2 separate regions of the Homo sapiens genome follow, and region 1 is linked to region 2. A link is an interaction called in ENCODE POLR2A ChIA-PET data of the cell type or tissue named here. Cell type or tissue: PC-3. All regions are shown on one strand. Links, peaks and the distances in the headings refer to the core of each region. The heading gives the core; the rest is flanking DNA. Region 1 holds the start of LOC124902792 (a long non-coding RNA gene). Region 2 overlaps PRDM10 (PR/SET domain 10).

What was found. ChIA-PET counts read pairs that join two places held together with the same protein. Peaks named below come from ENCODE experiments on the same cell type or tissue, not always from the same donor. Only the 100,000 strongest peaks of a DNase experiment are listed, where the experiment ranks them.
Region 1: POLR2A ChIA-PET joins it to region 2 with 9 read pairs; 1 of 35 experiments calls an interaction of 5 or more read pairs at or near these places.

The regions. Positions count from the first base shown.
Region 1 is chr11:129,732,359-129,743,718 of GRCh38, forward strand. It overlaps LOC124902792 (a long non-coding RNA gene), which reads right to left and starts at 3,500. Exons shown (of 2, transcript XR_007062951.1): 1 at 660-3,500; 2 at 1-567. In PC-3, for the core only: no CTCF peak of the experiment used is centred there; a DNase peak (open chromatin) is centred at 6,003.
Region 2 is chr11:129,955,471-129,966,830 of GRCh38, forward strand. PRDM10 (PR/SET domain 10) reads right to left here. Exons shown (of 21, transcript NM_199437.2): 2 at 5,426-5,612; 3 at 2,276-2,440; 4 at 42-101. The coding sequence starts at 5,494. Among named protein-coding and RNA genes, the nearest start is that of PRDM10-DT, 41 kb to the right of the region's middle. RefSeq lists a silencer at 9,750-9,950 and an enhancer at 10,824-11,118. In PC-3, for the core only: no CTCF peak of the experiment used is centred there; a DNase peak (open chromatin) is centred at 4,961; H3K4me3 peaks cover 388 bases; H3K27ac peaks cover 628 bases.

The DNA.
Region 1 (11,360 bases), core at 2,954-7,953, 220 kb before region 2:
TTGGCTCTGCTCTCTCTCTACCCAGGTCATAAGAACAGACGCCCCTGCAACAGCAGGAGGTTAGATTTCTTGACAAGCACTGGCTCCCTGGCCACACCTGGCATCAAGAGAGAGGGATGCGTCCTCCCGAATGGATTGGGCTAAATTTGGGGGTGAAGTCCTTCAAAAGAGTCAAAATATTACATTTATTGTTTGTCAGCTCTCACTATAATGAAACCTCCGCAAGAGAAGGGCTCTTTATTTTATTAACAGATTTATTCCGTGAACCTATTACAGTGCCTGGCACCTAGTAGACACTCAGTACATATTTCATCCAATAAGTCAATGAATAAGGTTATGGCAATCATTTTTCCAGAGTACACCCTGTAAGTTCTATAGAATTTTAAGGGTGCAGCAGCAGCATCAACAGCACCTCCATTTCCTGTCTGTATCACTGCTACACCTATTGCAGTGGGAACTATTGGGAAGGGGAGGAGAGAGGAGAAGGCTCCAGCAACAGTACCAGAGCAGCCAGTGTACAGTCTAAGTCTGGGAGATTGCTTGGTGTCCTTGTGAACTTGCTAGAGCCTGGGAAAGGTAAGAACAGACAGTCGGTCAGATCTGAGTGTGTGACTGCACCAAGCTCTGGGCAGTTCTAGAGTTACAGGACATGAACTCACACCTCCCCGGAGAATCCTAAGACCACATCTCCAGCAAACTCAGGCCCCAGGCACTCTGAGCATAGACCAGCTAATCTTGCACTCCAGCAATGCGGTAAGCAGCATGTCCAGCACCTGGTGGAAAACGCTTTGTTAGAATCCTGGTCACTGGCCCTCTGACACAACACCCCTCCTGGTCTCCAGTTCTCTGAGTGCCTCTGGGCCACCCCTGAGGCCAGAAGCAACAAAACCAGTTCTCCTGCTGGGAGAAGAACACTCACCTCCTCCCAATTCAAGAATCTGAGTGGCAAACTTGCTCTGCCACTATTTTGAGTGGAAACAGCTGGGCTGCAAAAGAAATCAACAGATCACAGATGAAAGTGCATCTTAAATGGAGTCAGAGACTTTCACCACCATTCCCTGGTAATAGACACCATCACATTACTCCAGGTCCCTGGTTACAGCCAACTGGATTTCATCTCTCTTCAATGAGGCTGAAAGTGCCAGAGGATTTTAGTCGTGAAGCACACAGGACTCCTGAGGTGGGGCAGTCGGTCTGTAGGTTACCTATCCACACAGGTACAGCAGTCGGATTCGGTGGAGGAGGAAGTTCCAGTGGAAACAAGTATCTCTCCACATTATCTGTATTGCTTGAGGGGAACAGGTTACTCATTTTGCTCACTTCTCAGTGAAGTCGTAGGTTTGCAAACCCAGTCTGACACCCAATGATCTCGCAGTTCCCTCCGACTGTCTCCACACCATTTCAGTCCACATCATCTCGCGCCTGGAAGATTACGACCACCTCTAACAGCTGTCCCAGCCTACAGTCACGTTCCCTCGCAATCCATTCACCACTTCAGCTGAAAGAGCTCCTCCAGGTCCCTCCCTTAAAGCCTTTCAGGGGTTTCTATGGAGACTGAACTTCCATGAGGAGTTCCATCTCCTTAAGACGATCCAACCCCTCCCAACCACTTTAGCCTTGTTTCTTACCCAATCCTCCATCTCTCACTCAACAAAAGAGCCAGACTCAACTTCTCCCCAACTCCCAAGATGCCACACCTCCATCCCCTCCAGGTCTCCCAGCACAGCGACACCCCACTCATGCCTCCTCCTCTTTCCCCCCCCGCTGCCTTCAACTCTCTTCACTAACCTCTACATACCCTTCTAGGCGGCTGCCTTCAGAGGGCATCTCCGGCCCCTAGACTACATATACTCATCTGTCTGAAAGTAGCTGGCCATGCCCCTCATCCCACCCTATGGCAACGTCCTTGGCCATGACTGGCTTTGCGTGTGGCTGAGAACCCACCCCGGTCTGTCTTCTTTGTTTCACCAACACCCAACACATTCCCAGATCAATAAATGTTTGCTGAATGAAAACATAAACTTATTTTTGAGACAGCTATGAATCTCCACCATTCCACCATCTCCCCAAAACTCTTCCCTAAGATTAGCCTTAGAACTAAAGACTACGTGAGCCTAGAACTAAGGGTCGTACCTGGCACCCTCCTTTTGTTCAATCTCACTAGACTAGTTTAGCTATTCTGCTCTTTCCCCTGTGGAATGTCTGCTGTGGCCACTTTTCCTGATCTCTGTATTAGCTCCACCACAGATTGGTTCCCTAGACAGAAAATTCCATTCCACCTAAGAACTCAGATTCCCAGAAACATTGGAAATGCTGAAGAATTGGCTACGTAACTTTTCAGGACTGCGGGGAGGCCTCGCACACCCCCTAAAGGTGGCATTTAATACCTTCATAAAATCATCTGGGCCTCTTCCTGGTGCCAGCCCTCAATCGCCAGACTTCCTGGCATTCAGTGCCAGTGCATCTGGAAGAAGTGTTAGGCATCCCCTAGCCCAGCGGCCTGCATTTACAGATGAAAAGCTGAGACCTAAAGATGTCATGTGACCTGACAATGGTTGCATGGAGCAAGTCTGAACTCAATTGGACGCCCTAGTTCTGCTGGGAAACATGAATGGCCTTTCAAAATCCCATGGGCTTTCCATAAAATACCAACATCTCTCTCATGCTTTCTGACGGGGGACCCATAGTCAGAACAGGTCTAGGGCCCTCCAATGTCCGTAAGATCCTGAAGAGAAGAGGTGGTGGGAATACTAGTCTGTTGTGCCCTGTCCTTCCCAGCCACCCCTGGTGTTCTAAATCCACTCCACCATAAATTCAAAGTGGGTTGGCCAGGTCACACCTCTGGGGCATGGACCCAGATCTGCTGTCTTTCTTCTCTAACAGAGGTGAAGAATTCTGATTGTCATCAATGAGTTTGTTTTACAGCCAAGGAAACAGAGGCCTAAGGTGATCTCTGTTTCATGGCAACACTCAGGAACTCTATTCCTGAATCTCTTTCGCACAATTGTGCAAGGTGAGGTAGTGTTGCAAAACGTTGTTTTTACCAGGCCTTAACCACCTATATAATAAAACACCCAGTACATTCTGCTTACATTTAGTAATCATATGAAATGAAAAGTAGTTACAGACATTTTTGTGGCATTGTACATAATAAAATGGGTGATATATTGAGTATTTTTCAGAAATCAAACACAGCTCTACCCCACTTCTGCTGAGTCTGAAATGAGATGAACCTATTTCATCATCAATAACATGGAGAAATATTAGGGCTTGAGAAAGATAAAGGGAAACTGTGAATTTAATATATATTAATGTGTAGCAAAATGGTTATTCATACCATGAGAAGTGTGGACATGATTATTCATGGGCAAAAGACTTTCCCACCTGCCAAATTTATAAGACTGTTTTCTCTAAAACAATCCAACTGTTTAGTCAAGACTTAATATTTATGGATTTTGAGCACTCAGTAATCTAAGTCCGTGTTTCTCAAAGTGGGATCCACAGACCACTAAGGAATCTCTAAAATTCTTTCAGGGATCTGCAAGGTCAACTCTATTTTCAAAATAACACTAAGACATTATTTGTCTTTTTCACTGTGTTCGTGTTTATACTGATGAGGCAAAAGCAGTGATGAGTAAAACTGTTGGCGCCTAACACAAATCAAGGCTGTAGCAGCAAACCTGATGATAGTTTGGATACTTGTCCCACTCCAATCTCATGTTGAATTATCTTGCTGGAGGTGGGGACTGGTGGGAAGTGTTTTGATCATGGAGACAGATCTCTCATGGTTTGGTGCTGTCTTCATGATGGTGAGTTTTTGCAAGATCTGGTCATTTAAAAGTGTGGGACACCTCCCCCCACACTCTCTCTCACTTGCTCCTGCTTCTGCCATGAGACATGCCTGCTCCCACTTCATGAGTATAAGCTTCCTGAGGCCTCCCCAGAAGCAGATGCCAGCACTAAGTTTCCCATACGGCCTGCAGAACCAATTAAACCTCTTTTCCTATAAATTACCCAGTCTCCGATATTTCTTTATAGCAATGCAAGAACGGCCTAATACACTTTACTAGTAGTCATCGTGTTCTTCCTTTACATGCACTCATAACTAAAATACAAAAGTATCAGTTTCACTTAAGAATGTTCTTCACGAAACAGTAAAAAAAATTCTATTAAATCTCAGTCCTTGAGTACATACTTTCTAAAAATGTTACACACCGCATGCAAAACACTTTGCTGTGTACTGAAGTACAACAGCTGTCTAGAGGATAAAATGATTGTGTGATTATTTGAATTGCCAGCTAAACTAGACACTTTTTCATGGAATGCTATTATTACTTGAGGGACTGACACGCAAACTGTTTACTTAGATATGGATATTTAGAGACATTTTCACAAAAACAAATAAAATGAGCCTGCCACTTCAATGAAAACAACTGGCAATATTTGTCACCAATGGTAAAATTTGATCTTTCAAGCAAAAATTATAATCTTGGAAAACTTGTTTCCATCACTGAAAACTTGACAGCTCCCCAACCCTTAAAGACTTTCCAGTGCGATCAGTGCTGTTACTAACAAATGTGATTATTTTTCTCTTGTATAATGATATTTGTCAGCATTTGGAGATCTGCATAATTTAGCGGGTCATTATTTTCCAAATGACCAATGCTGATGTTATAAGATCATACATGAGTGAAAGATCCATTCAAATGCAAGATTGGTCAATGGATTTTAATGTAAGTAAGTATGGAGTGCATTGATGTGGTTTCAGAATCCATATTGAAATTCACCTTTAAGAAACTACTTGTCAATTTTTCATGTAGAAAAATATCCACATTTATGTACTAAGCACCTCTCCCCTTTACAACTACATCTCTGTATGAAGCCAGATTTTCTTCATATATTTTAGCTAAAATAACACATCACATTTTATTCAGAAGCAAACATGAGAATTCAACTATCTTCTTTTAAGCCAAACATTAGCAAGAGTTGCAAAAAGGTAAAGCGATACTACTTTTCTCACTAAAATTTCTTTGCTTTGGAAAATAGTTTTCATAAAATATAGTGTTAACATATAATAGGTTTATCGATGTTATTTTTAATTAATTAACAATTTCTTACATTTCTCTCTAATTTTTAATATATAAATGAAAGTATACTTATTTCTCTGCAGCCATGGTCATATAAATCAAGCTATATTGCTCTCCTGCTTAAAAATTCTTCAGCGAATTCCCATTGCAATTAGAATAAAATCTCAATCATTTTCTGCAGCCACCAGGGCACTAACCATGGCCACTGCCCCTCTGCACCGTCCTGTGCTCCCAGCAAACTCCAGGGCAGTCCATGGCTGTCTATGCCCGAGCACACCCACCCAGCCTGCCTTATTTCCGGCCTTTGCATTGCCTGCAATTCCCAGTGTGCAGAATGACTGAAGGCAAGTAATAGGATCTCAGTAAATACTTTTGAATAACTCCTTCCTGTGCTAGCAGAGACTGTGGAAAGGGAGGAAGAATGAAAAATTGAGTGAAAGGCGTTCAGACTGACACTTCGGGCAATGATCAAAAGTCAGTTGGTAACGGTGATGGAAGCGCCTCATAAATTGTTCTGCCTTCAGTAAACAAACATCTTGAAGGGGAACTCGAGGGAAATCTCCTATGACACACGAGCATGCACTCTCCCTTTATCATGCACAAACTCACATGCCCTCCATTCCACAAACGTGCACATACACACATGCACACATGCACGTTCGTAAACAGTGTCCTTTTTAAAATTCTTCCGTCTTCCTTTTTTTGAAACCTGTCATCCCTTCTTCCTGCTCCTTCCAGATTTACGACTTTAAAAAAAATTTTTTTTAATTAAGGATTTTTAAAAATCCCTTAGCTATTCCAGGTGTCAGGTTCATGACCAAATGAACTCTCAGGGTCTCAGGCAATTTTTCACTTCTCTTCTGTCAGCATTCCAGTGAAGCAACCTCGTGTCCACAAAAAGATGTCTTCCCTCCAAGAATAATAATTGGCCTGATTCTATAAAGCATTTTACATACCAATGCAACCTGTCACTGAATACCTTTCAAAGTCAACAAAAGGTGGAAAATTAAGGTAAAAATAACTGAAATACCAACCTGTATTCTCTGTTTCCGCCATCCTTGTATAGGAGAGGCCCCCACAATAAATTGCTGAAGTGTGTGATCATTCATTGATACTGAGGCTGGGATTCAGGAAGTCACCAAAAACTAAAGGCATTTGTCCAAAATAGGTTGCAATTCTTTACCCAAAACCTTTAAAGTAATTTGCTTCTGTTCTGCGTGTAACTGTAGACAAAGAGTCAGGAAGGTCACATAAACGAGAAAATCAGCACAGGGATCAGGCCAGAGACATACCTTGTATGAGTCGGGGGTCTCTACTGAGTTGGAGACCCCTCAGAGACAGCCACCACTTGGGGTCAACTGATTATTCTACGACAGAATGCCAGCTGTGTGTGGCTACACCTATTTTTCAAGAGAAGCTAGATAACCAGATTTGTATGCAAAATTCCCAATTAGTTCATTATTTAAAAGCACTGTGTTTAAAAATATGTCTGCAGGTCACACTCAACCTGACGGTCACCAGTTTGTGACTTTTGTTCTAGACATTTAGAGAACAAAGAAAGAGTACAAAAACCATGGGCAATGGTGGAAGAACAACATTTTTTAAAAAGAAATTATTAAGCTTTCAGCAAAGGTTTGAAATTTCAGGAGTGCAGAGCTGCCCTGGGCTCAGGAGCCATGTGCTGTCCCTGACTTAATTCCAATCTGATCAAGCCCAACTAGGTCTTTTCCAGGCCGCATGGTGAAAAAGAGACATGAATAACTTGAGGCTAGAAAATGAGGCTTATGTGGACTCATAGGAACTTGAATTGGTCAGTCCTAAAGGGCAGGGGAGAAAAAAGCTCAACAATAACTTAATGATGAATTTCCCAAAGCTGGAATATAGAAAGAATAGCCATGGAATGTTGTAGAACATGGAAGGAGACACCTTGATTCCCAAGACTTTGTGGATGGTAAGCAGCAGGAGGGGGCTTGTCCAGACCATTAGAAAGCCGACTTTCCACTGTGGCTCTCACACAGCATTATCTCTGACTCTTCAGGGCAAGGTGGAGGCCAGGCATCTTTTGGCAACAACACATGCACACTGGAGCTGCTCAGAAGGCAGGGAGGCCCCTGGGATGGAATTGAGCCTCAGCAGGCTCGCCGTTCCATCACACGAGGCTGGCTAAGAAGGTTGTCCCAGCCCTATCACCTGTGGCAACTGGAGACTGAATGGCAGCTGAAAATGACTAGGGTTTGGGTGGTGAGTATAGTCTCCACTATTATTTTTTTCCTTCTTGTTTTCTTCCCCAGAGCAGACTTTCCTTACTCAGTGATCTGACAACTTTTCTATCCTTCTTGGATTTTTTTCTAGGAAAAATGAATAAAGAGTGGGGGGTGGAGGGGGGTGACAACTTCAAGAGCAAACACTCGGGAAGGTGAGAGCACCTGCTCCTTGCTTCTGTTAAACAGTCAGCATACTGCCCAAAAGAATTGAAGACAGGTGTTCAACGAGAGTCTGGGCACAAATGTTCACAGTGGCACTATCTTGCCAAATGGTGGCCAAAATCCAAGTGTGCAGCTGGATGAGTAGGTACACAAAATGTAGCAAATCCACACAATGGAATATAATCCAGCTGTTTAAAAAAAAAGTGAGGTATTGACTCATGCTACAACACAGAGGAACCTCAAAAACATCGTGCTGGGTGAAAGAAGCCAGATCCAAAAGGTCACATATTGTGTGATTCCATTTGTATGAAATTTCCAGAAGAGGCAAATCTATAGCATCAGTGAGTATAGTAGACATTGCCAGGGGCTGAGGGAAGAGAGAATGAGGAATGACTGCTAATGGGTACAGGTTTTCCCTTGGTGATGATGAAAATGTTTTGGAACTTGATAGAAGTAATGGTTGCGCAACATTTGAATGTACTAAATGCTACTGAATTGTACATTTTAAAACCAACAATTTCATGTTATGTGAATATTGCCTCAATTTTTTAAAAAGCCAGCATAGTGTTTTGGTGAAATATTGACTGCGTAGTTTTGAATTCTGACCTGCCATATGCCAGCTGTGTGACATTTGGCAAGTTGCTTAACCTCTCTGTGCCTCAGTTTCGCATTTTAAATTTATGATACCGAAACTAGTTTCCTCACACATTGTTATGAGAAGTAAGTGAGTTGATATTTGCAAAGCACTAAGCCAGTACTTGCATATGCTAAGTGCCATATAAATGTTTTCTAAATACATCAATCAGCCCCATAGCCCACTCCAAGCAGGCTGCTCTGACCCTGGGCTATTTTTTCAGATTTAGGTTCTTGGTCTGAAAGAATGGCCTCCGTGGGAGCCAGGACAGAATGGGGGCTGAAAGCTCAGCCGGGTCATGCTCCTGTCTTTGGAGCTACCTGCAGATAAAGTCCTTTTACATATTCCCACACAATGGAAATATGCAACCACTTCCAACTGGGTCCCAAATTCTCAAATGTCCCGACTACAGGACTCTGGGGACACAGCCTCCTCCTTAAGGATTTGTAAGATGCCTGTAAAGAAAAGGAAAATTCATGAACCTGCTCAGAAGAAACCACACAAGAATACTTAGAGGCAAAAAATTACTCAGGCTGACATTTGAGAGGCTCTGGTTCACTGGTTCAGGCCCCCTTCCCAGGCTGACCGGGGTGAGAGGCTCTGGGAGGACACAGTCCACGGGAGCTGTGCCCTTCTGCTAATTCCGTCTAGCCATATTCCTCCACACCTGCGAAGTGGTGGAGAATGTTCTCTGCTTCACTCCACCCACACTTGGGCATTGGAACAATGACTTCCTCATTGGGTTTTGGTAGTTTTTCCATTATGTTTTAATTTTGCCCTTTATATGAAGTGCTTTATTTTGTTTTAGAATAGGCATTACATTGGCTCAAAAATCAATTCACACAGAAAAGTATATGGTGAAGTCTTACTTCCACCCCAGTTACAATCTCCTCCACATATGTGCACAGCTAGTTCATTTTACCAGTATCTAGGGTACCCTTTCCCAGATTTCTTTAAGATACTGCAAACAAACATAGACATTTTCTTTTTTTCTTTTCTCATCACAGGAAGGATAGCATATTGTATACACTCTACTGCACCTTGACTTTTTTTTCATATAATATACCTTGAAAATCAGTTCCTAGAAACTTTCCTCATTCTTTTTTACAGCCGTATAGTATTCCACCATAGGCAAGTACCATAATTTATGAAATCATTTCCCACTTGATGAGTAAGTGAGTGGGATTCCAATCTTTTGCTATTAAAAAACCAGTGGTAACTAATAAATTGTGCACATGTCATCATTCAGGTACGCAATATTTTATAAGGTAAATCCCCAAAGGTGTCATTGCTGGGTCAAGGGTTACATGCCTTTGTAATTTTGACAGATAATGCCAAATTGCTGTCCATTTTACCTGCCAACAACATCAGAAAGTTCCGTTTCCTCACAGATACATCAACACAATGTGTTGTCAAACTAGGATTCTTTCCAATCGGACAGGTGAAAAATGGTATCTTGGAGTAGCTTTAACTTGCTTTGCTCTTATCATGAGTGACGTTGAACATCACTTTTACATATTTAGTGGACGTTTCTTTTGAGAGAAGTCTCGCTCTTATCTTCCAGGTTTGAGTGCAATGGTTTGATCTCAGCTCACTGCAACCGCCGCCTCCCATGTTCAAATGATTCCCCTGCCTCTGCCTCCCAAGTAGCTGGGATTAAGTCGCCTGCCAGCACGCCCGGCTAATTTTTGTATATTTTAGTAGAGACGGGATTTCACCATGAAAAACCAGGCTGGTTTCGAACTCCTGACCTCAAGTGATCTGCCTTAGCGGGCATTTCTATTTTCTATCCTATGAGCTGTCTGTTTATATCCTTTATCCATTTTTATTTTAGGTTTTGGTCTTTTGCTGATTGGCATCTCTGAGTTCCTTATAAAGAATTTAGCCATTTTCTTTTTCCTTTTTTCTTTTCTTTTTTTTCTTTTTTTTTTTTTTTTTTTGAGATGGAGTGTTACTCTGTCACCCAGGCTGGAATGCAGTGGTGCGATCTCAGGTCACTGCAATCTCTGCCTCCCAGGTTCAAGCGATTCTTCTGCCTCAGTCTCTCAAACAGCTGGGACTACAGGCATGTGCCACCACACCCAGATTTTTTTGTTTGTTTTGTTTTTTTGTTGTTTTTAGTAGAGATGGGGTTTCACCATATTGGCCAGGCTGGTCTCGAACTCCTGACCTCATGATCCACCTGCCTCGACCTCCCAAAGTGCTGGGATTACAGGCATGAGCCACCACGCCCAGCCAGAATTTAGCCATTTTCTATGATAAGAGTTGCAAGCACTCTACCCAGTTTATGACATTTGCAAATGGTGTTTTTGCCATGGAGAATATTAACTTACCAGTCTTCTCCAGCTTTTGTAATTTCTGAATTTTGAATAGTGAAAAACACATCACCATCCCGAGGTTGTAAAGGTTTTAACGTGGAAATTCTTGTAAGTTTTCATCTAGTACTCAGATTTTTTTTTAATATTTAATCCTTTCATTCATTTGGAGCTTTTTTTTCTTCTTTTTTCAACTTTTTCTCACACAGGGAAGGGAATTCCTCATGTCCTCTCTCTTTATCCAGCCACCCTCTCACCTCCCCTTTTATCCTAACCTGAACTCGGTCCTGGCCCTTCACTTAGACATTACAACAGCTGCCAGCAATGTAGACTTGAGGAAAAGGCAGCAACCCTCAGGCTCCTCCCAGGGCGATCGGAATCTCTGCATGAATCTGAGCTGTCTGGGATGAAGCGAGGTTTGGAGGAATTGAAGGAGGCAACTGAAAGGAACCCAATGGCAGCGACCCCAAAGACGTTGCTTCAGCCACTTAAAATTCTTGCCAGCGCTGCACCGAGTCGCTTGGAAAGGGAGAGAAACGAACTTAAAAAGCAATTCCAGGGCTCCAACATGTGTTCTTCGTTGGTAGGATTCAGGAGGAGGATTTGGAGGACCCTGTGGGAGTATTCTTTCACTACTCTCCCCTAATCCTCTCCAAATCGCCTGGGCTCTACAGCTGTTGGTTAGCCAGATAAACTATTTGTTCAATTACTCCTGGCCTGGATGGGGCGGCTGGCCTCAAAGGCTTCAGGCTTCATAATTCGGGCTACTTCAATCAGCCAAGGCCCTCCCAGGGCTGCCTCCAGGAGACGGGGCCTGTTTGAAGACAGCAGCGCCCTAGCAAGTCTTGCCTTTCCACTCGCTTTTCATCTCCACCCAGACTGGGCTGCGGCGGCCGAC
Region 2 (11,360 bases), core at 2,135-7,134:
TCACAGTGTTATCCCCAAACAAGAAAAAGGCAGTTCGTTACCTGCTGAGCTGTAGCATCCTGTTGGACATAAGCTACCTGGCCGGGGTCTGTAAACAGAGTCTAAACAAACAAACGAACAAAAAATTATCAGTAGCTCTTTGGATAGCCTGCCTACACAGAAAAATTATCCTACTGCTAAGCACCAATTTTTAGAAAAGTTAACTCCCATTTTAGCCAGTAATAAGCTTTCATTAATACAGAAAATAAAGATAGTAATCTTAAATTTAGCTAAAGCTTTTCATTCACATGGCTCCAAAGAGATTGTATAAGCTAACCATCCCAATGGCTAACATACTTCGCAATTTTACTCGTAAGCAAAGCCTTTCTTGGGACTGAATGTCACAGTTAATTAAAAAGGCATCTCATGAAAACACAAGAGACATGACATGAACAAGGGTTCACAGGTTCACACATAACACTGCTCACGGGAGTAGACTTGTGATGAAATGAAAATGGATGGAGATAGACAGGCATCTAGAAGAGGATTACATACCCAAGGATTACAGCTATTTCAAATGTAAGTGCATGTTTATTATCAGAAGAGAAGTAGAAGGAAAATAAATTGAACTTAATGTTCCATGAGTTCTTTTCTACATAGTCAGTAAAGTCATAATTAAAAAAAAAAATTAATCATCATAAACTAAGTTGGCTCATGATGCAGCAAAGCTAACTAGAGAAAATTCTTCGAAACTACTGTAGCCAGGGCACCACAGTTAATATCTCTAATCCAGAAAAATGTCAAAATGTCCTTTCTTCTAAAGTTTTTAAAAATCTGGCTGGGCGCGGTGACTCACGCCTGTAATCCCAGCACTTTGGGAGGCCAAGGCAGGCGGATCACCTGAGGTCAGGAGATCGAGACCTGGCCAACATGGCAAAACACCATCTCTACTAAAAATACGAAAATTAGCTTGTTGTGGTGGTGGGTGCCTGTAATCCCAGTTGCTTGGGAGGCTGAGACAGGAGAATCACTTGAACCCGGGAGGTAGAGGTTGCAGTGAGCTGAGATTGTGCCACTGCATTCCAGCCTAGGAGACAGAGCAAGACTCTGTCTCAAAAAAAATAAAAAATAAGTAAACAAAATAAAAATTATCCAAATTCAGACATTTAGTAACATTGTAATAAACTGAAAGTTGGTCACAGGACATTCTTATATAAACTAATCTTATTTTAATATAGGCAGGGGTATTCCAAAAGTACCACTAAGTCTTCAGTGATTTCATACTTATGTAGATTTGAAAGGCACTAATTAGGCGGGCCTCATTTCTATTTGGGAGTGATCTGAGCCTCTTTATTGAATATCAAATGAGGGCAAATTTTTCTTACCAAGATGCTACTATAAAAGTATGGAATTTAGATGTTAAAGATATACATTTCAAAGTACTTTATACATTGTAAAGTGCTAACAATGTAAATTAACATTTATATGTTGGGGGATATTGGTGTCACTCATTTGGAAGCTATACTGCAAGTCACTGGCAAAAAATAAAATAAAAGCAGCTATAATTGTACGCCTTTTGGCAGTAAACATCTTTGCTTCTAGTACAGCCTTGCAAATCAGTAAGTTATTAAGAAGTGGTAGCTAATAAGCTTAGCAGGACCCTTTCTTACATATTTAGCTGAAATAATCTGTATGTTTTCACAGAGCCATTTTTGGCCTGGTTCTTGATACTTAGGAATAATAAATTCATAACCTAGTCAACTGTAGAGAAGAGCTATATACGAACCCATGCTCTAACTCCTTATTGCATTTAGCGTCAAGAAATAAATCACATCTTCCTCTGCCAAGTTGGTTACAAGCTCCTTGAGAGCACAGATCTTTTTTTTTGAGACAGAGTTTTGCTCTGTCACCCAGGCTGGAGTGCAGTGGCGCGATCTCGGCTCACTGCAACCTCCGCCTCCCAGGTTCAAGCAATTCTCTGCCTCAGCCTCCCACGTAGCTGGGATTACAGGTGCCCACCACCACGCCCAGCTACTTTTTTGTATTTTTAGTAGAGACAGGGTTTCACCCTCTTGGCCAGGCTGGTCTTGAACTCCTGACCTCATGATCCACCTGCCTCGGCCTCCCAAAGTGCTGGGATTACAGGCATGAGCCACCGCGCCTGGCTGAGAGCACAGATCTTATCTGAATACGTACTGCATCACCAGTACCTAGCACAATGACTGACAGAAAGTAAACACAAGTAATTGGTTAATTAGTTAATTGACAAATTATCAACAGATAACCCTTCACATGCCTGTGCAGCTTCCACCGGGTGGATGTACACCAGCGTGTGCTCTGGACCATCCACTGATGTGTAGGAGGCACCATCTGCCGTGTACACCACCTGCTGTGGGGGGCGAACCTGGTCATCGGTATAGACAATCTGAGCCACTGTTCCTGTGTCCGGAACAAAGTGCACCTGGCATAAACAGGAGACAAAGAACAAAATCAGTATCAGGAAGGTAAGTGATCAACAAGCACACCTGGGTTTCTAAAAGATCCCCAATGACAGGAGAATGGGGATGGATACACCTTTGTCTACACCGAGGTGGTGACTAGGGGAGGATGCAAGGACCTTGTCATTGATTTACTGCTAAATGTTAGGCAACCGACTTAAATTCCCCTTTGCCTCAAATGGCCAATGCAGATAACTCTTTTGGGGAGTAATAAGGGCGTGGTTAATTGATCCTGGAAACGACACTGAAGATTCCTGCCTGACAACACTATCAGAATAAAACATACAAATTACTCTGTGGTGTGAAAAAATACGTCAAGACTCAAAAGCCAATTGCTGTCAACACATCATAAGAATTCTATTTTATAACTAATAGTGTCTTTCAGCAGACACATTAAAATAAGGTCACTTTTGGCTAGGCGTGGTGGTTCACACCTGTAATCCCAGCACTTTGGGAGGCCGAGGCAGGTGGATTACCTGAGGTCAGGAGTTCAGGACCAGCCTGGCCAACATGGTGAAACCCTGTCTCTACTAAAAAAATACAAAAATTAGCTGGGCATGGTGGGGGGCGCCTGTAATCCCAGCTACTCAGGAGGCTGAGACAGGAGAATTGCTTGAACCTGGGAGGCAGAGGTTGCAGTGAGCCGAGATCGCACCGTTGCACTCCAGCCTGGGTGAGAAGAGTGAAACTCCATCTCAAAAATAAAATAAAATAAAATCAGGTCACTTTCTTTCCTGCAAGTTGTTTCATACACAAAGGACATACTGGAGGCATATCAGTAAATGCTTGCTGAATCAATGAATGGAATAGAACTCTTCCTTGCCGGGTAGGTGAAGACACAGAAAATTCTAATAAAGTACTTTTAGGGGGTTCTGGACAACTATTTCAGCTGTCACCAGGGTAAATAATTTTCTCCCAAGACCTAAAGAACTAAAGCAGAAATGAAGTTTTGTAAAACACTTTCTGAGTGGTCAGCTTTGGAGGATTGAATTCTTGAAGGCCTGAGCTTGGCACATGGCCTGATGCCTGATATTGAAGGTCTGGAAGCAGATGGCCCAAGAACACATTTGGGAGAGAAATAATGTATGTGTTGCTATCGAAGTCACGCACTCTTAGGGTGGAATCCTTGCTCTTATACTGCCTTGGCTTTGGACCTAACTTTTTAATGTCAGTTTTCTCTAGTGAAGGATAGTAGATCCCCAAGATAATATAAACTAATTTAATCCCCAGAAGGAAACCTAAGAGACAAAATGTAATCAAACACCACAGAAATACAACAAACTTCCACCTCTACACGAAATGATTAGTCTGGCTTCTACATAAATTTGATTTGTCTGGAAGATAAAGTTTGTCTATTGGAAAAATTAGGCTCATATTTAAGCAGGCTTAATTGCTATAAGACAATTTTGTGACTTTCGATTTGTTCATTAACATCAAAGCCTTGAACTAGTTTCAGTGCTTAAGAAGGGAAAACATGTTTCCTCCAGACAAGCTATCCAAGCTTTTCTGCTTGGTCTTCATCATTCATTAAATCAGAATTCCCAGCTGGCGGAAGAACCAGTTGGGAGGAAGGAGTGCCACAGGGACCCTGACCTTGGCTATCTACTATCTGGTTACCCACAGACAGGGCCCTGGTCATGCAGTGTCACAACCAGATTTTCTTTTGTTTTGCTTTTTAATGAACTACAATTTTATTTATAAATAAGATATACCAAAATACATAGCTGCATGGAAATGACCTCAAAATGATTTCCAGGAGAAACAAAACAGAATTCTCATATACTCTGCTGAAACATCAGTGGAACTTTTTTAAGTAATCAGACTAAGACTTTATTTATTTTTATTTTTAGTGACAGGGTCTCATTCTGTCACCCAGGCTAGAGTGTAGTGGTGCAGTCATGGTTCACTGCAGCCTCCACCTCCTAGAGACATGACCGCACCACTATAGGCATGCACCACCATGTCCGGCTAATTTTTCTTTTTTTTTTTTTTTGGTAGAGTCAGGGCCTCACTTTGTTGCCCAGGCTGGTCCTAAACTCCTGGACTGAATCGAGCCTCCTGCCTTGCCCTCCCAAACTGCTGGGAATGGCATGAACCACCATATTTGGTCCATACTGAGACTTTTTAATCATACCAGATAACCAATTTTATTTATTGTATATTTATTATATTGCTTAAATTAAATAGAATCTGCATACTTAAATGTTTCAATGTAACTTCTTGATTTTGATACTGGTACTATGGTTATGTAATTTAATGAAACATTACACGTGTATGTTTACTACAATGTTTAAAAATTAAGTTTTATACTTTGGTCACACATAAAACATGGCTCCATATGACTGCTAATCATCCCAAATTCAATTCCATACCAAAAATGCAGAGATTTGCCTTCGCTAAGAACAGCCAAAATAACATGTGGTTGGTTCTAGCAGCAATCTGAAAGGCAAAGGTCATCGATGACAGCAGCATTTGGTCAAGTGACTAACCTCTAAAGTGGCTGACTCATAATGGAACAACTTTGACTTAGAGGTTTACATTCTGAATTTAAAAAGAAAAGAAAAGGCCACTCACTTTATAGACATACCTGTACTCATTACACACAAAGGACCAAACTACTATGGATAACGTAAAAGAAACAAACTATAGTTTGAGGTTTTCAGCAGCAATAACATAAATAAAGCGGGGTAGTAAAACAGATTATGACAGTAAATTGCAGACAAGGCGGAGAAGCCTATAGCTGGTGGTCTAGCTCTCCTAACTCACGGTGAGCCACATCGATGGAGCATTCAAGGGGCCAAAACAGTCCCTATTCCTTGTGTACGAGTTCTTCATGTCGGCTCCTAACGACTAGTCACTACTAGATAGCAGCTGTATTTCTTTGCTGTCAGCAAACTGAGTCCAGCTGAAAACCTCTCAATACCAAGCTGGAAAAGACCAGTCTTCACCTGTGCGGCATTCTGTTCATGCTCTGCAGATGTCGGCCACACATGCGAGCTTTCATCTTTGGAATCCATCTTCTCCCAACTGGACAGCTCCACGTCTGGCACACCTAGAGCAGCACAGGGTACAGGACAGTCATCTGTCTACCACACGTGTGTTCATGAAGGACGGAAAGGTCTGTCTGCAGCATGCCTGAGAAAACACAGAAAAGGAACCAAGACTTTCAGTAGATAAATACATTTTAATATATTATAATTTCAACCACAAATAATAAAAGAAAGCTTTGTCAAAAAGCAACACGCCTGGGCAAAAAAATGTAAAAATGAAGACATTATTTGTAATAATAGTATAGGCCAGGTACAGTGACTCACACCTGTAATCGCAGCTCTTTGGGGTTTTTTTGGGGGGGTGAGGGGAGTTGTTTTTGTTTTTGAGATGGAGTCTCGCTCTGTTGCCCAGGCTGGAGTGCAGTGGCACAATCTAGGCTCACTGCAACCTCCGCCTCCTAGGTTTAAGCGATTCTCCTGCCTCAGCCTCCTGAGTAGCTGGGACTACGGGCACGAGCAACCATGCCCAGCTAATTTTTTATATTTTTAGTAGAGATGTGTTTTCACCATGTTGGCCAGGCTGGTCTCAAACTCCTGAGCTCAAGTGATCCACCTGCCTTGGTCTCCCAAAGCGCTGGGATTACAGGCATGAGCCACCACACCCGGCCAATCCCAGCTCTTTGGGAGGCCAAGATGGAAGGATCACCTGAGGCCAGGAGTTTGAGACCAGCCTGGTTAACACGGTGAGACCCCATCTCTATTTAAGAAAAAGAAATTTTAAAAAAATAATAATATAATGTATTGCATGCTTGCTATGTTCTAAACACTCACTGGGGGTGGGTGTGTGTATATATAATATCTTATAAAATTATATATTTTGCATATATATTTGTGTATACATAAATGTGTGCATGTTTGTCTAATGCAATCCTCATTAAAAATATTAGTTCTAATTAAAATTAGTTGTCGTGAGGAGAATGAGTTTCTCAGATGCCAAATGCAGGCTCTTTCCTTGTAGACACTAACTTCCCATACCACCTTTACTCAAAATGAACAGCAGAATAATAAGTCTCAAGATGAGAGGAAGGCGGCAAGTGGAGGGAGCTACATTTTCTGCGTAAAAAATTTGGTGAATGCAAATACAAACTTTTTTTCTCACATGGTCAGTGTTGGAGTGATTAGCGGCCAAATAAAAAGCCTTACTAAACTTTAACATGCACAATACCTGCATCTCAAAATCTTATTCCTTCCCAAAACAGGCTTTTTAAGGTAGTCAGTCTTCCCTTTTGATGATGATAAAATGTTGGTATTTTAAAAGTCCACTTGACATTTGCTGTGTGAACAGGGCAGCAGCCACAATGCCAGAATAAAGACCAAAGAAGAAAGAAAGAGAAGGTACGTGAACTTCGAAAGTCTGTGCCCAACTCTGGAAAAGAGAGGATGCCATGTCCATCTTCTGAGCCATCCAGGTGCCTGTTCCTGCTTTGCCTCAACATTATCATTCTCATCCCCAAGCTGCAGCACCCCCCACCACACTTATTCACCCTGCATGCGCCCTACTCTTCCAATCCCCATTTGGGGGGGACTTGAAAGAATGCCACGTCCACCAACAGGTGAATGTAAGAAGAAAGGAACACAAGGGAACTTCATGGAGAAATGGGAATATCCTGTATCTTGCATCTGAATTGAGGTGGTGGTTACATAAGGAATATGTGTGTCAAAAGCTATCAACCTATTAAGATATGTGAATTTTATTACATTTAAATTATACCCTAATAAAGTTGATTTTTTTTAAAGCATACCTTCCTTATATAGCAGTACTATTTAAAAATATATACAAAGATATTCAGGGTGAGTTTCCTATGGTATATAAACTATATCTCAACAAAGCCATTATTTAAAGAAACAAAAGGTATTAAGAAAGGAATAGGCTGGGTGCAGTGGTTCACACCTGTAATCCCAGCACTTTGGGAGGACAAGGACGACATATCACTTGAGGCCAGGAGTGCAAGACTAGCCTGGGTAACATGGTGAAACCCCATCTCTACAAAAAATACAAAAATTAGCCAGGTGTGGTGGTGTGCACCTGTGGTCCCAGCTTCTTGGGAGTCTGAGGTGGAAGGATCGCTTGAGTCTGGGAGGCGGAGGTTACAGTGAGCCTAGATCACACCACTATACTCCTGCATGGGTCACAGAGTGAGACTCTATCTCAAAAAAAAAAAAAATGAAAGGAATAAATGTCACCAATCATCTAAAGATCTGTAAGAAGAAAACTACAAAATTGTACAAAAGGACATAAAAGGCTCAGTAATTACAAAATCAGAGCCCGGCGTGGTGGCACACACCTGTGGTCCCAGCTACTCAAGAGGCTGAGGGGGAGGATCCCTTGAGCCCAGTTCAAGGTTAGCCAGGGCAACACAGAGAGACCCTGCTGAAAGAAAAAAGAGAGAAGAGAAGAGAAGAGAAGAGAAGAGAAGAGAAGAGAAGAGAAGAGAAGAGAAGAGAAGAGAAGAGAAGAAGTCATAACATGTTCCATGTAGGAAACTTTTTTTTTAAAGTTGTTTATTTTGAAATAACTTCAGACATAAAAGTTGTCAAAATAGTACAAAGAATTCCTGTGTTTCTTCACTCCAGTTCCCTGCATGTTAACATTGTACCATGTTTACTTTACTATTTCCCCTCTTTCTCTTTCTTTCCCTCCCTTTTCTCACTTGAACCATTTGAGAGTAAGTTGCCAACACAATGCCCCTTTCCCCCTAAATTCCTAAGTGCCTAATTCTTAAAAACAAGAAGATTTTCTTATAACCACAGTACTACTATCAAAATGAGGCTGTTAACACGGTAACAGTAATATTACCTAATTCACAGACCTTATTCAAGTTTTGTCAACTCTAATGAATGTCCTTTAAAAAGAATACGACATTTTTTCTCCTGGCCTGGGATGCAATCCGGTACTGCACACAGCACGCTCAGCTGTCCTGCCCTTCAGTCTCCTTCAATCCCAAACGGTTCCCTGCTCTTTCTTGGTCTGCCATGACCTTGACATTTGTGAAATGCACAGGTCATTTATTTTTCAGAATGCTCCTCAATTTAAGTTTGTCTGATGTTTCTTCATGGTTAGATTCAGGATATGTATTTTTAGCAGAGACACCACAGAAGAGATGTGGTGTCCTTCCGATAGAGGAATTTGAGTGGCTTGTTTCCTTCAGCTTGGCTCACTGATGGCACAAATGCGCAGGCGTGTACTATGCTAGGCACTGGGGTGCTGCGGGGATCGGCAGGTACAGCCCATGCCCTCACAAAACACACACAGCCCAGAGAGTCTTTTTGTCTTTGTTTTCATTTCTAGAAAGGTATACTTTATTTCTTCTATTTTAATTTTATTTGTATCTCTTTTAATAGGTAGTAAATGCAGCTGGCTCAAAATTCAAAAGGCACAAAAAGGTATACAGTGGACAATCTCCCTACCTGGAATGCCCTAGCCGTTCCTCAGAAGCAACCTATATTATCAATTTATTGTATTTTCTTCCAAAAATTATTTTGTGTGCATACACACAAGCATACATATATACTCTCTCCCTCTCCAACCACAAATAGATGCACACTACTGATTCCATACAAGGTAGCATTTCTTCTATATCTTGTTTGTCCCATGTAATATCATACCTTTCATATTGTTCCATATATATACAGACATTCCTCATTCTTCATTACAGCTGCATATTTTTAATCTTGCATTCATAAACGCTTAGGTTATTTCTAATATTTTGCAATTACATGTGACACTATGATGAGAACTTTTGGACATACATTGCTTTACAATGTATCTTGCATTTTATGTGTTAGTATCCCACATTTTTTGGAATCTCTGAGGGAAGATACTAGCGCAGTTAAAGTGATTATCTATCATATGTAAAATGGAGATAATTTTATTGTGAGGGTGAAATGATGTATGTAACAACTCTAGGCACAAGGTCTAGTACATAGTAGGTGATTAAATATATCAATTTTCATATTTCACAAACGAGCCATACAGAGCTTCAGAATTTTCAAAACATTTTATACTCTTTAAAAATCTAACAATTTGGCTGGGCGAGGTGGCTCACGCCTGTAATCCCAGCACTTTGAGAGGCCGCAGCGGGCAGATCAGCCTGAGGTCAGCCTGAGGATTTGTCAGCAAGTCAGGAGGCTGAGGATTTTATCAGCAAGACAGGAGTTGCTTGAACGCAAAAGGAAGAGGTTGCAGAGAACCCAGATCGTGCCACTGCACTCCAGCCTGGGCGACACAGCAAGACCCTGTCTCAAAGAAAAAAAAAACGGAAAGAAAGAAAAGAAATCTAACAATACATTCCCTGTACATGAATATCTTTGATAGTAAGGCTTGTCATATTGATTTTCCTTTATTAATTTTCTTTTTAACTCCACAATGTTTACAGCCCTGTTGATTTTGATTTACAGGAGACAGTAGAAGAATCCCAGGGGCAGGAGCCATGTTACTGCTGTCCAGCTGGCAGGTGCTGACAGCTCTGGTAACCAGGGATAGACTCTCACCCCTCATCTTCTTGCGTCTCCTACCGACCTGAGGGAATGGACAGCCACAGCTATACCTTGTCTAGAAAACAGCAGCCATCTTCTGTCCTTTTCCCCCTGTCCCAAAAGAGTTAGAGATTTCATTTCCAGGAAGAGAATGATATGGTTGCATTTCTATTTTCTCTCTAATGATTGACTTTATTCAACAAGTATTTATTAGTACTTGGTATGTGCCAGGCACTGTTCTAGGTCCTTAAGAAACATGTTTATCAAAAAAAAAAATATATATATACAAAAAAAAAGATCCCTGGCTTCTTGCAGCTTCTAGTCTAGTTGTTTTTTTCCTGAACAGCATTGTACAGTATCTAAAGTGTGAACTTTACAATCAGACAAATCTGGGTTCTGAGCTCCCAAATCTTCCATGTACTTAGTTGGGGCGTTAGTAAGCCAAACACTCTGATCCTCAGTATCCTCACTTAAAAATCCAAATTACCAGCCGGGCACAGTGGCTCATACCTGTAATCCCAGCACTTTGAGAGGCTGAGGCGGGCAGATCACTTGAGGTCAGGAGTTCGAGACCAGCCTGGGCAACATGGTGAAACCCCATCTCTACTAAAAATACAAAAATTAGCCAGGCTTGGTGGCGTGTGCCTGTAGTCCCAGCTGCTCGGGAGGCTGAGGCGGGAGAATCGCCTGAACCTGGGAGGTGAATGTTGCAGTGAGCCAAGATCGAGTCACTGCACTCCAGCCTAGGCAACAAGAGGGAGACTCCATCTCAAAACAAACAAACAAACAAATAAAAAATCCAAATTACCTGCCCTGCATGGTTGCTGTAAAAATTAACTACATGTTATGTATTTCATCGAGTCTACAAAGTACGTTCCCCCCATGTTTTAACATTTCTGAAATAGGGATCTATTTTACAATCAGTGGCATCTTGCAGTTACTGTCATCCAGGTGGCAGTCAGGACATAGGGTCACTGCCCACTCATGTGTGATCTCACTTCGAATGAGTCATGTGCACTGTTGACATACTGAGCCTAACTGCCACTTTAAATGTCTTCAAAAAGATGACACGATAACTTGGTATTAAAACCGAAAGACATGGGAACAGTAGCAGGGCATAAATTTTATTAGAGAAGCAAATATCTACCATTGGAAAAATGACCTTAACCAACCGAGGCCCTTACAGAACCTGGGTATAAAAGACAGCCCATGTGGATGAAGCTGCATGATGTGTTGTTATTACTGAGATTCACGGGGAAAAAATGGCCTGAGGTTGAGTGAGAAAACAGCAGGATTAAAATTTGCAGAACAGGTAATAGATGCTTAGAGGAGATTCCTGGAGACAGTGGTGTGCCCT